Regions from separate parts of the Mus musculus genome. Here region 2 is linked to region 1. A link is a contact called in ENCODE Hi-C data. All regions are on one chromosome and are shown on one strand. Each heading gives the region's core, a stretch centred on a gene start or an enhancer-like site at or near the end of the contact. The rest is flanking DNA. Distances are from core to core; before and after follow the strand shown.

Region 1 (4,934 bases), core at 1,764-4,263:
TGTTGAGTAGTTTTCTTCCATTTGGGGCTAAACAAGGAAATCCTAGGAAAATAGAGAGTAGGTTTTACTCATTTAAGTTGCCAGAGATGAGGTATAATCTTAGAGCTAATTTAATTATTTAATTATTTAATTCTGCAGGTAATCTACTTTAATTTCTTTATACCTTCACATTATATCATAGACTTTTCTAATACTTATTAGTTGTTCAATTAATAATTCCCCAAAAGTTGCAAATGTCTTCCTACTGAGTTTTTGCCAGAACTAAAATTTAAGTCATATATTTGAATTTCTCATAAGTAATTGCTTATATATCAAACTTTTAATATTTTGAAATTTATTTACTTATTTAATTATTCTGTCTCTGTCTTTGCCTCTCTCTCTCTCTCTCTCTCTCTCTCTCTCTCTCTCTCTCTCTCTCTGTGTGTGTGTGTGTGTGAACGTGCACGTGTGTGTGTGTGCATGGTGTGTGTGTGTGTGTGTGTGTGTGTGTGTGTGTGTGTATGCATGTGCAAGTATGTACTTACTTACAGAACACTTGTAGTGGTCAGAAGATGACTTTTGGGCAAGGACAGCTCTCAAGAGTCAGTTCTTCTCTTTACCTTATAGAGTTAGTCTTTCTGTATGTTTCTGCCACTACATAGCTTGCTTCAATCTACCTATCCACACAAGCTTCTGTGCAATTCTTTTGTCTTTTGCATTTTATGTTAGGAATGCCTAGATAATGGAACCACTCGATTGAATCTGTCGCTTTTCCCTACAGATATAGCCTACTGGCCCACAATGTGCAATCTCATAATTTGCTTCTCTGAATATTGATCACAACCCACCAGTATTCTCACTGCTTCAAATTAAGATCAAATTTAAAATTTAACACAAATAACACTAACAACAGCAGAAGCAATAAATATAAATAGTATCATATAATGGCAGTTCCTTTTGTAGTTAAATGCAGGTGAGTGGTCATTTTCTTCATTTTTACATTCTAGTATATTTTTCAAATTTTAATATAATTTAATTCACATGTATGCATATAGACATGCATATAATTTATAATAAAATGAGCCTCATTTTATAAAGTAATGGATATAAACTTAATAAAATAGATAAGATGATTATGAAATAAGTTATTAAATAATATATTTTATGAGTATGAGATATGGCAATATCAGAAAACATCAAAATAGCTTAGTTCAAAGACTAGTCATCAGATAAGAAGATCCACTGAGGCACATTGAAGCCTACTAGTCAAAAATAGTACAATTAAAATTCTCTTAACATGTGAGAAGGCATTCTGTTAATTGAGGTTGATGATAATTTGTGGAGATTATTATGAACATTATCATTTGGTTGAAAGATTACTATTATGTGAAAATTTGTGACTGATAACAATCATTCTCTTGGGGTTCACTATGTGAGTGACTAATTGAATTTATCTGAGAAAGTACTTTGGAAATCCTGAAACGTCCCATAGGGGAAACGACAGATTCTTCCCACACAAGTACTTACATCATCTAGAAAAAATTAGCGAATTAGTGGGTTGCCTAACTGCTTGGTTGGCCACTTAGGATATTACATAAAACTCTCTTCACTCAATTTATTCTTGTAACTCTGATTGGAATTAAGTGACATGTGTATTCTGATAGCCACTCCAGTGGTTATGGGATCTAATATTTTTGTGATCTATAACTTGCCTCTTTCTTTCACATCACTTTTTTAAGCATCTATAAATATGCCTGTAAGCTTTATTCTTAATGCTATGGTGAAATTAGATATAGTCCTCAACAATGTGTAATTGTAGACTGTCTCTGACCTGAATAAACTGCATTTGTGAAGGGAAACCCTGGTCTACCTGATGTAGCTGAGTGAGAAACATTTCAATGAAAAGACATTTAAATTTGTTCTGCCAATGTTGAAATCACAGTGGGAAGAAATCCATTGACCTCATGTGAATGCTGTTTTTATTTTAATTGGATTTTGTCCCATGCAATGAAATAATTGAGCTTAAGGCTACTGTCATGCAGGTTTCCTTGATGTATCTAACAGAAGCAATCTCCTAGTCCTATGTCATAGGCAGAAGCCATCAACATTTTTTTCCCATTTTTCTCAGGTGTAATTTTGAAGGTAAGGATGGAACTGGGATCCTATTATCTTATGTTCAATTCCCACATTTTGGACTTCTTATTCAAATGCCATTCGTATAGCATGATCTTTTTTTCAGAGAAGGTTTGGTTTAGACATGGAGCACTGGCAGCTTTTATAAAAATGTTGAGACAATTACCTCCCCTGTGTCTTTTAATGAACATATTGCATATGAAATGCTGATTCTACAGGAAGTGGAAAGTGCTTTGCCATCTCCTGCCCCAGGATATGAGAGTATGGCCGATTAATTAGGGTAGAATAAGAAGAGAGTTCCTCTGTCCCTGTGGCTCATTTGATCAAGAAAGAAGAGTGTTAATACAGGGATTTCCAAGACGGATTCCAAAAACATGTAAAATTATTAAGAAAACGAAGGACAGAGCTTATAGAATTGACAGAAGTGTCTCCCATTGCCCAATCTCCCACTGCTTTACCCACTGGTACACACAGGCATAAGCAAACCAGGGCCCTATTTGGTGATCTTGGTTAAGCACCTATCTCCATGGAGCTGTGTTGGTTAGCATTCCAACAGATTGACTTTCTCCATGCCTTATTGTGTCAGTGTCTTTTGCTTCCCTTCAATTTACATGCACCAAACCCTTCTCTCAGAAGATGGTTTGCAAAGCACAGCTACTTTTTCTCACTGCTTGGTGCCCCTCCCCCACACGATGCAATGATTTAAGTTAATAACATTGTTCTCAAATAGGGCAAAACTAACCCTCTCTCTAGTAACTCTGTTCCTAGGAGTACTGAAGCATCTCTTTTTGTCCCGTGAATGGAAATCCTAGTCTGCTGCTACAGGAAAGGGTTAAAGAGTGCTGGCAAGAATTCACGCATGTGTTAATTCTTCCTGCAGACTCACATCTCTTCCACTTTGACCTCACAGTTAATCTGTGAGAGTTAATCAGGCAAAACCTCTACTGAGTGATTTTTTTTCCCACACAACAGAACCAGACAAAGAGAGCACAGCCCCATCTAAAAAGAAAGAAAAGAAAGAGAGAAAGAAAGAAAAAGAGCAAGTAGATAAACCTAAAAGGACCGACCCTTGGGAATTCCTGTTAGTGCACCGGGCATGAATGTGAGCGCCTTTCTGCTTCTCTCATTTGCCTTCCTGTGTACATCTCTGCGTGTACCATCCCCCTGCCTCAATTCTATTATCCTCTCAGACTTGGAAGCTGCTGCCTGAGCTGACGCTTTGATGGTATCTGCAAGCGTTTGTACTGATCTTTATTTCTGCCCCCTGAATATTAATTTTTAAGCTGGTAGCAATACATCTCTGAGTGACGGGACCTACTAGAGGCAGGTGGGGGGAGCCGGCATCAAATCATCAGCATAATAATAATACAAAGGGGAGGGATTCTTCTGCAACCCAGAGGCGAGAGGCGAGAGAAAAAAAAAAAGCGATGAGTTCGCCAAATACATGGAGCATTGGAAGCTCAGTCTACTCTCCTGTATTTTCACAGAAAATGACGCTGTGGATTCTGCTCCTGCTATCGCTCTACCCAGGGTAAGATGGGCCGTTTTCAGCGTCGTTTGGCTCTAGAGAGATGTGGGGGAGATAAAAGGTTGTGGAAGCAGGGAGACCACCCAGATTTGAGACACTCTTTTGGAATTTAAGCGTCACAATTTAGGGAAGAGTGACTATATAGGGTAGCAGAGAGACGGAAGAGAGAGGAAGGACATATTGGTTTATTTGTTAATGAACTAGGTTTTATTTGTTTGTGTTTTGTTTCAAAGAGCTTAAGCTCGTTTCATAGACTCCGTGTTCGGGGAATAGGTTTTGAATTTGCTGCAATCTGATATGAAGTGGGTTGTGCTTGCACACGCCGGCATTTGAGGCCATATTGAAGGCATTTGGGTGGGGGGTCTGGAAGAGAAAATTACAAATGGGGTCCTGGCGAACACAAGCGTGATCTGTGTGAGGGAGGATTGGGGGCGGGGACAGAGCTGTTTTTATTATACACTACAGTCTTCTTTGGTCCTGCACCTGAGCTTTCAGTCAGCCAGGTTTTCTATCCAGCCTCATTGACCCGGCAGCTGAATCCCAGTGAGGCAAACACGATTCAGCACCAAGGACAGCGGTCCAGCTAAGGGCCTTATGGAAAGAGGCTTGTCAAACCATGCAGCAACCCTAAATCTACAAAGGACATCCATGTAGTCAGGCCACTGGGCCAAAATACAGCAGAGAAGCCTGGGGACCCAGCACGGGTTAATGTTACTCCTACCTTCAGATGGGAGGGGGACTACTGCACATGAGGTACTGAATATAGTTCAATGAATGTATAGGAAATATATCTGGAGCAGAGTTGGCCTGGTTGCAGACTTATAAAAAAACGTGCTCATCCAAGTAAATTCAGTGTCCAAATTGTGAAGTATGCATGAGTGATTTACAGTCTTCCTGCACAAACAAAAGTGGGGCGAACTGGCTGAACTTCTGAGGATGGGTGATCCCAGAAATGTGTTTCCTCTAGATTATTAACTACTTCCCTGAAGTAAGCCTATGAGAGCAGAATCTCTCCATGCACAGATCACCACACTTCTATCCATGGAAGTAGCCCTCACCACATTACAGTTTCCAACGAGAACTAACAGCAGGCTGGACGTCCACATTTTCCATGGCATGCACTTCTGTATTAACATTTTGAGACAAACCACTATACAAACTACTCCAATGGTTGTGGCCTCCCCAACTTCTGATAAAGGAATCTATGGGAAATATCAAGACACTACACCAAAGTTTTCTTGGAAGGTGATGTAGTACTTATAACAACAACAACAACAACAATAATAAGCTTTGT
Region 2 (5,000 bases), core at 2,138-4,637, 180 kb before region 1:
TCTTCTCCCCTTTCCAGCCACCACAGCTGAAATGCCCTCTGGTGTAGGGGTCTCTCCCATTCTGGAAATGAGAAGCTGAACTTACTTGCTCTGGGTGGCAGGGGAGGTGGGTAGTGGAGCATGCTTCTAGAGAGGGGAAGGATGGAGGTGGAAAGGGGGCAAGAGACAGCTTCGTGCTGCCTTTCAACTGTTCTGTTTGTATTCGCAAGAAACTTTCTTCCTCCACAACTGAAGTGCCACGGCAGGTTTGTTTTTCTGCAAATATGAGAAGAGTGCAAGAGCTATGGTGTCTTGCCATGGGAATCTCATTCTCTCACCCATTCAAGACTTTCTTTCCTTTTCTAGAATCAGTGGCGATTAATAGGGTTAAGAGAAGTTGTTTCCTCTTCAAAACAGATGTTAAAACATGCTTTAAAGAAAGAATTACCATTGTGCCATTTGGATGCAATATTTTCACATAATGATATTTATCCAAGATACCCTGTCATAGTCTACTCCTGTGTGTCAAAACCGGTCACTACATTTAAGAGAACACTATGAGGAAGCTCACGGTGCTTATCTCTACATAATTTCATTCTAAATGAATTCTGCTTCCCTGCTTACATGGCTGTGTGTGATGGTTCTTACTGATTGGAATGATCCGGGAGAGTGTAGAAAGCATTTTGTTGATGTATTTAAAGGCATACATACCACATGGACCTAGAGAATGCTTAATGTAAAAAAAAAAAAAAAAAAAAAAACAAAAAAAAACCCTGGGTTTTATAAAGCTTCCATCTATTCACGGTTGACCCTACTAAGGAGTTAAGAATCGAGAAAGTGGGAAAATAAAATACATGTAATAGTTTTCATAGTAGGACCAGGATTAATTTCAGTGCATTTAAGTAACTACATCTGCTTTTTAGCCAGGTAGTGCTCAGGATTTTAAAATTTGGCTTAATAATTATGTATATACACATAATTATGTGAATGTATAACACACACACATAGACATTTCTATAACTCTTCTGTTCCATACACATTTATTCCTCCAGTATCCTCCTACCATATCCAAGTTCAACAATCAGATAATGATTGATTGCAATTTACCTAAGTGGGAATAAATATACCCTCCTTTTCATGCGAAGCAAACCACTTAAGCTTCCATCTGTTGGAGACAAAGTGTTTTCTAGCAGCACCCTGGAAGAAATTAAAGGACGCTTACAAGATATGTGTGGGTATGTTTGTGTGCATTGATGTGTGTGTGTGTGTGTGTGTGTGTGTGTGTGAGAGAGAGAGAGAGAGAGAGAGAGAGAGAGAGAGAGAGAGAGAGAGGGAGAGAGAGAGGGGGAGAGGGAGAGAGAGAGGGAGAGGGAGAGGGAGAGGGAGAGGGAGAGGGAGAGGGAGAGGGAGAGGGAGAGGGAGAGAGAGAGAGAGAGAGAGAGAGAGAGAGAGAGAGAGCCCAGCACATGGCCTGACTTTAAAGTGTATCCTTTAGCTTCACAGAAACATTAGTGAGCATATTTAACAACCACAGAGGAGAAGCACGACTCTGGCATTCAACAGTGTGTTTCCAATGGTTTTTATAAAGAGGCAGATACAGTTGCTTCTGAAATCAAGGTATCTCCAGAATTCAGGGATGCATTTTGTCAACAGAGGTGTTAGTCTACTAGATCCCACGTAACCACATGCCCTCCTTTTAGAGACACCAAGTTTAAACCTTTCAGTACAGATTCCACCACAGGGACCCGAATCAGAAAGGTCGTTTTGAATAAATCAGCAAGTAATAGAAATGCAAAGGCTACTCTAGAGTAATTTTGTCACCTGAAACCATTTCAAGTTTTATAGGATAAATTAAAATTCTGGTACATTTCTGAATGGAAAGGTGGTACGGAAGGTGGGGAGTGGATGGGCCAGGTTTCCATTGCTTCCAATGAGTGTCATATTCCAGTGAGGTCATTTCCTGACTTCAAAGCATTCATCGGAACTGCCTCAGTCAGCCCTAGTGGTTATAACCTGATGTTTCTTGCAAGACACACTGATCTCTACTTATTCCACTTTTCAGCTGTGCAAGCCCGTGATGAAGAAAAGTCGGGGTCTCTCTGACTATCTTTGGGCCTGGACCCTCATTCTGAGCACACTGTCGGGAAGAAGGTGGGGGCATTTTCTTTAAAATCTGCATGACAATTTCTGTAATTTTTTATTTATTCCATCAGGGGGAAGAAAATTGTCCATGGATGAATTCATGACTAAGGGAATTCAGAAAACTTTACTGCAATAAAATTTCAGCTAAGACTAAAGAAGAATAGAACATGAAAATAACTTTCTTGTTTGGATGCTCACGAGAATACACTTAACAAGCTTTACTTTTAAATTTAAACTAGGAAATGTATGAATTCAACTCTTAAGTCTGAAACAACTTTTTAGTTTTCATTTGTAACTGAGCAAAAAATATATAATTTCCTAATTTATGGGAAAAGTTACTAGATAGTTATAAGTTAAGTTTTCAATAGGAAATTTTCTAACTATTTGCAAAATCATAGAGTAACTCACAAAAGCATGGAAGTTAAAATAATATTTTAGAATAAAAATAAGTTAAAATAATATTTATAACGTGAATGCCACATGACTAGAAACACATGTATATTGTGTTTTAAACCATGGTTAATAAAATCAATAGAGATAGAATATACCAGATGATTGCTGTAAAATACTAGATAAAAATTAAATTTTGCTCATTTAGTATTAATATCAAGAAGAAATGTTGTGAATCAATTTCAGTAAGTTGAACTAATAAATGTATTTTCTAATGATCCAATAAAGAACATGAGATTGTAATAGCATTTATCTAAATGATCAAATATTTTATATTGTTCTCTACTTTAATAGTTTTTTGTCTAGTCTATTCTTGTGCCTTACTAAAAGGTGTTCAGCATATAATAAAATCCTAAACTCCTTGAAGTGTAATAGGAAGTGAATCTTTATGAGTAAAAATCAGAGCTATGGAATCATCTGGAAAGGCAGACATTTCTGAGGATTGGTTTAAAATGAGATGCTGGCTGTGTTACTTTTTAGTATTATCGCATAAACAAATATCGGAAGAAGAAGATGCATATTACAGTCTGATACTCTTAATTTCAGGAGTTAAGTGATCAGTGATTTTTGAAAAATTATATGGAGTGTTACTATTATAATGACCTGTAGATGGAGTTAGTGCACAGTGTTTTATTACAGAGTTGTTCATGTGGAATCAAAAGCAGGTTCAGTAACTGACATTTCTCTTCAAAAATGAGTATTCAGTCTAGGGCATTCTGTGTTGTTATTAGTATTTATTCACTCCCAAAGTCATCTTAGTTCCTCTCCTGAGTTCTGTGGCAGTTGTAATTTAAATAGGAAATTAGATGTAAGGTTGAAGATGAGCCTGATTACAAAATCACAGTAAAGAAAGATTCCCATTCCAAATGGAATAACAGGGCTGGTTTTGTTTGGGAAGGGGCTGATCTCTTTGGTATTTGCATTCCAATTCAAACAATTGCTGACAGCAAGATTCATAAGCTTAAACAATTTCTTGTGTTTTACATAAGCTGTGGAAACACACCACACGCACAGATAAAGGTAACAGATACCCGGGATTCTGAGGGCTGTGTTAGCAGTCTAATCACCTTCTGTTGTTTCTCTAACTTATCATCTTTTCTTTCCTAATTTCACTGCTTCCCCCCTAAGAGTTTTCTCTATGGAGAGTTTCCTGAATCCCTAGATGTGTTCACATCTCTTTGTCTTTATCAACACGACCTTCCAGTGTCCTTGAAAGATGATGGATGGTATTTGTTTTTGTGACATTGAATTTTTACAAGTATTTACTTTCTGAAAGCCGATCTTGCTTTTACCTTACTACTGTCATCTGCCAATGAGACACGCAGGAAGTCACAAACTCACTGAGAACTTGATTTAAGAAATAAAATAAAACAACAAGGTGTTTAATTTTGCCAAATGAGAATAAGCTCTTAATCTGTGTGACATGAATGGATTAATGTTTAATTTAATGAAATGAAAAATGGTCTTGTGGAAATAAATTCCATATATTTAGTGCCATAGAGAAATTTTACGTATAACTATCAAGTTAAAACTTTATCAGAAAAGCAGTCTTTGAAAGTATATACAACTCAGTTAATGTCCATACAGTTAGGATAGGCATTCAAACAGAAGCAGTGAAGAGTCACATTAAAGTTTATACTTTCAGTATTGAATATCTTTTATGCATTTATCCATGAAAGAATCAGTACTAGAAAAATAAATTAACTTTGCATCTTTAAAGTGGCCATTATTTACATTCAGTCCTTCCTTAGTCCCTTCTATTGACTGTGGTTAATTTGGTGTATGGTGTGTTATATATCTGCAAGTTTTAAATAAAATTTTATAAAATTAAGAAAAAAGGAAGTGGTCTGAATTTTGCTTATACAAAATTAATTATTTGCAAAACAGCATTTGTTTCTGAGGTGAAAATAGATTATATTTGGCATCCCTGTCAAAGAAGTGAATTCCGGTTTAAAACACCATTATTTTGCTCACATTTATTTATTAACCATATAACTATGTACAAGTGAAACAAAAAGAATACTAAAATTTAAATATAAAGTATATAGGTTTATTTCCCTTTCTTAATTTTACACCCTGTACCTACTTAAGCTTTTCATTCAAGGTCAGAGCTTTCACTGAGATTTGTCAGCAAGTGTAATTTTTTCTAAGATAGAAACTGCTTCTCTCTGAGGATTTGAAGGTGTCATGCTGGTCATTACATAAAACACGATTAATTCTGCATAGATAATAGACCGGTTGGTATAGAAACACAAGTTATAGGAAGTGCATCCCTATGTGGTTGAAAGCTAGAATAATAATACTGAAAGACTATAGCCCCAAACAGAAAGAACAGGAATGACCGTTCCTCTACAGAAGGTTGAAAATAAAGTCTTATTCCAGAAAGTGAAAAAAACTCATTTCTGACCTCTGCTTTGCCCTTAAGTAGT

Evidence for each region. A loop is a pair of places that touch in the nucleus more often than their neighbours do.
Region 2: a loop to region 1 is called in a map of left cerebral cortex, with 2.6 times the contacts of the local background. The contact joins the enhancer-like site here to the promoter of Gabrg2 in region 1. A Hi-C loop is called at or near these places in 1 of 37 maps with a recorded cell type or tissue (left cerebral cortex).

Annotation. Positions count from the first base shown.
Region 1 is chr11:41,998,936-42,003,869 of GRCm38, reverse strand. It overlaps Gabrg2 (gamma-aminobutyric acid (GABA) A receptor, subunit gamma 2), which reads left to right and starts at 3,013. Exons shown (of 10, transcript NM_008073.4): 1 at 3,013-3,643. The coding sequence starts at 3,540.
Region 2 is chr11:42,176,690-42,181,689 of GRCm38, reverse strand. Gabra1 (gamma-aminobutyric acid (GABA) A receptor, subunit alpha 1) reads left to right here. Exons shown (of 10, transcript NM_010250.5): 2 at 2,042-2,130. The coding sequence starts at 2,057. Among named protein-coding and RNA genes, the nearest start is that of Gabra1, 3.7 kb to the left of the region's middle. Within about 2 kb of position 3,387, at least 1 of the 3 ENCODE cell types and tissues checked has a DNase peak (open chromatin) inside an H3K27ac peak, as active enhancers do; it is left cerebral cortex, where a contact is called at or near this core.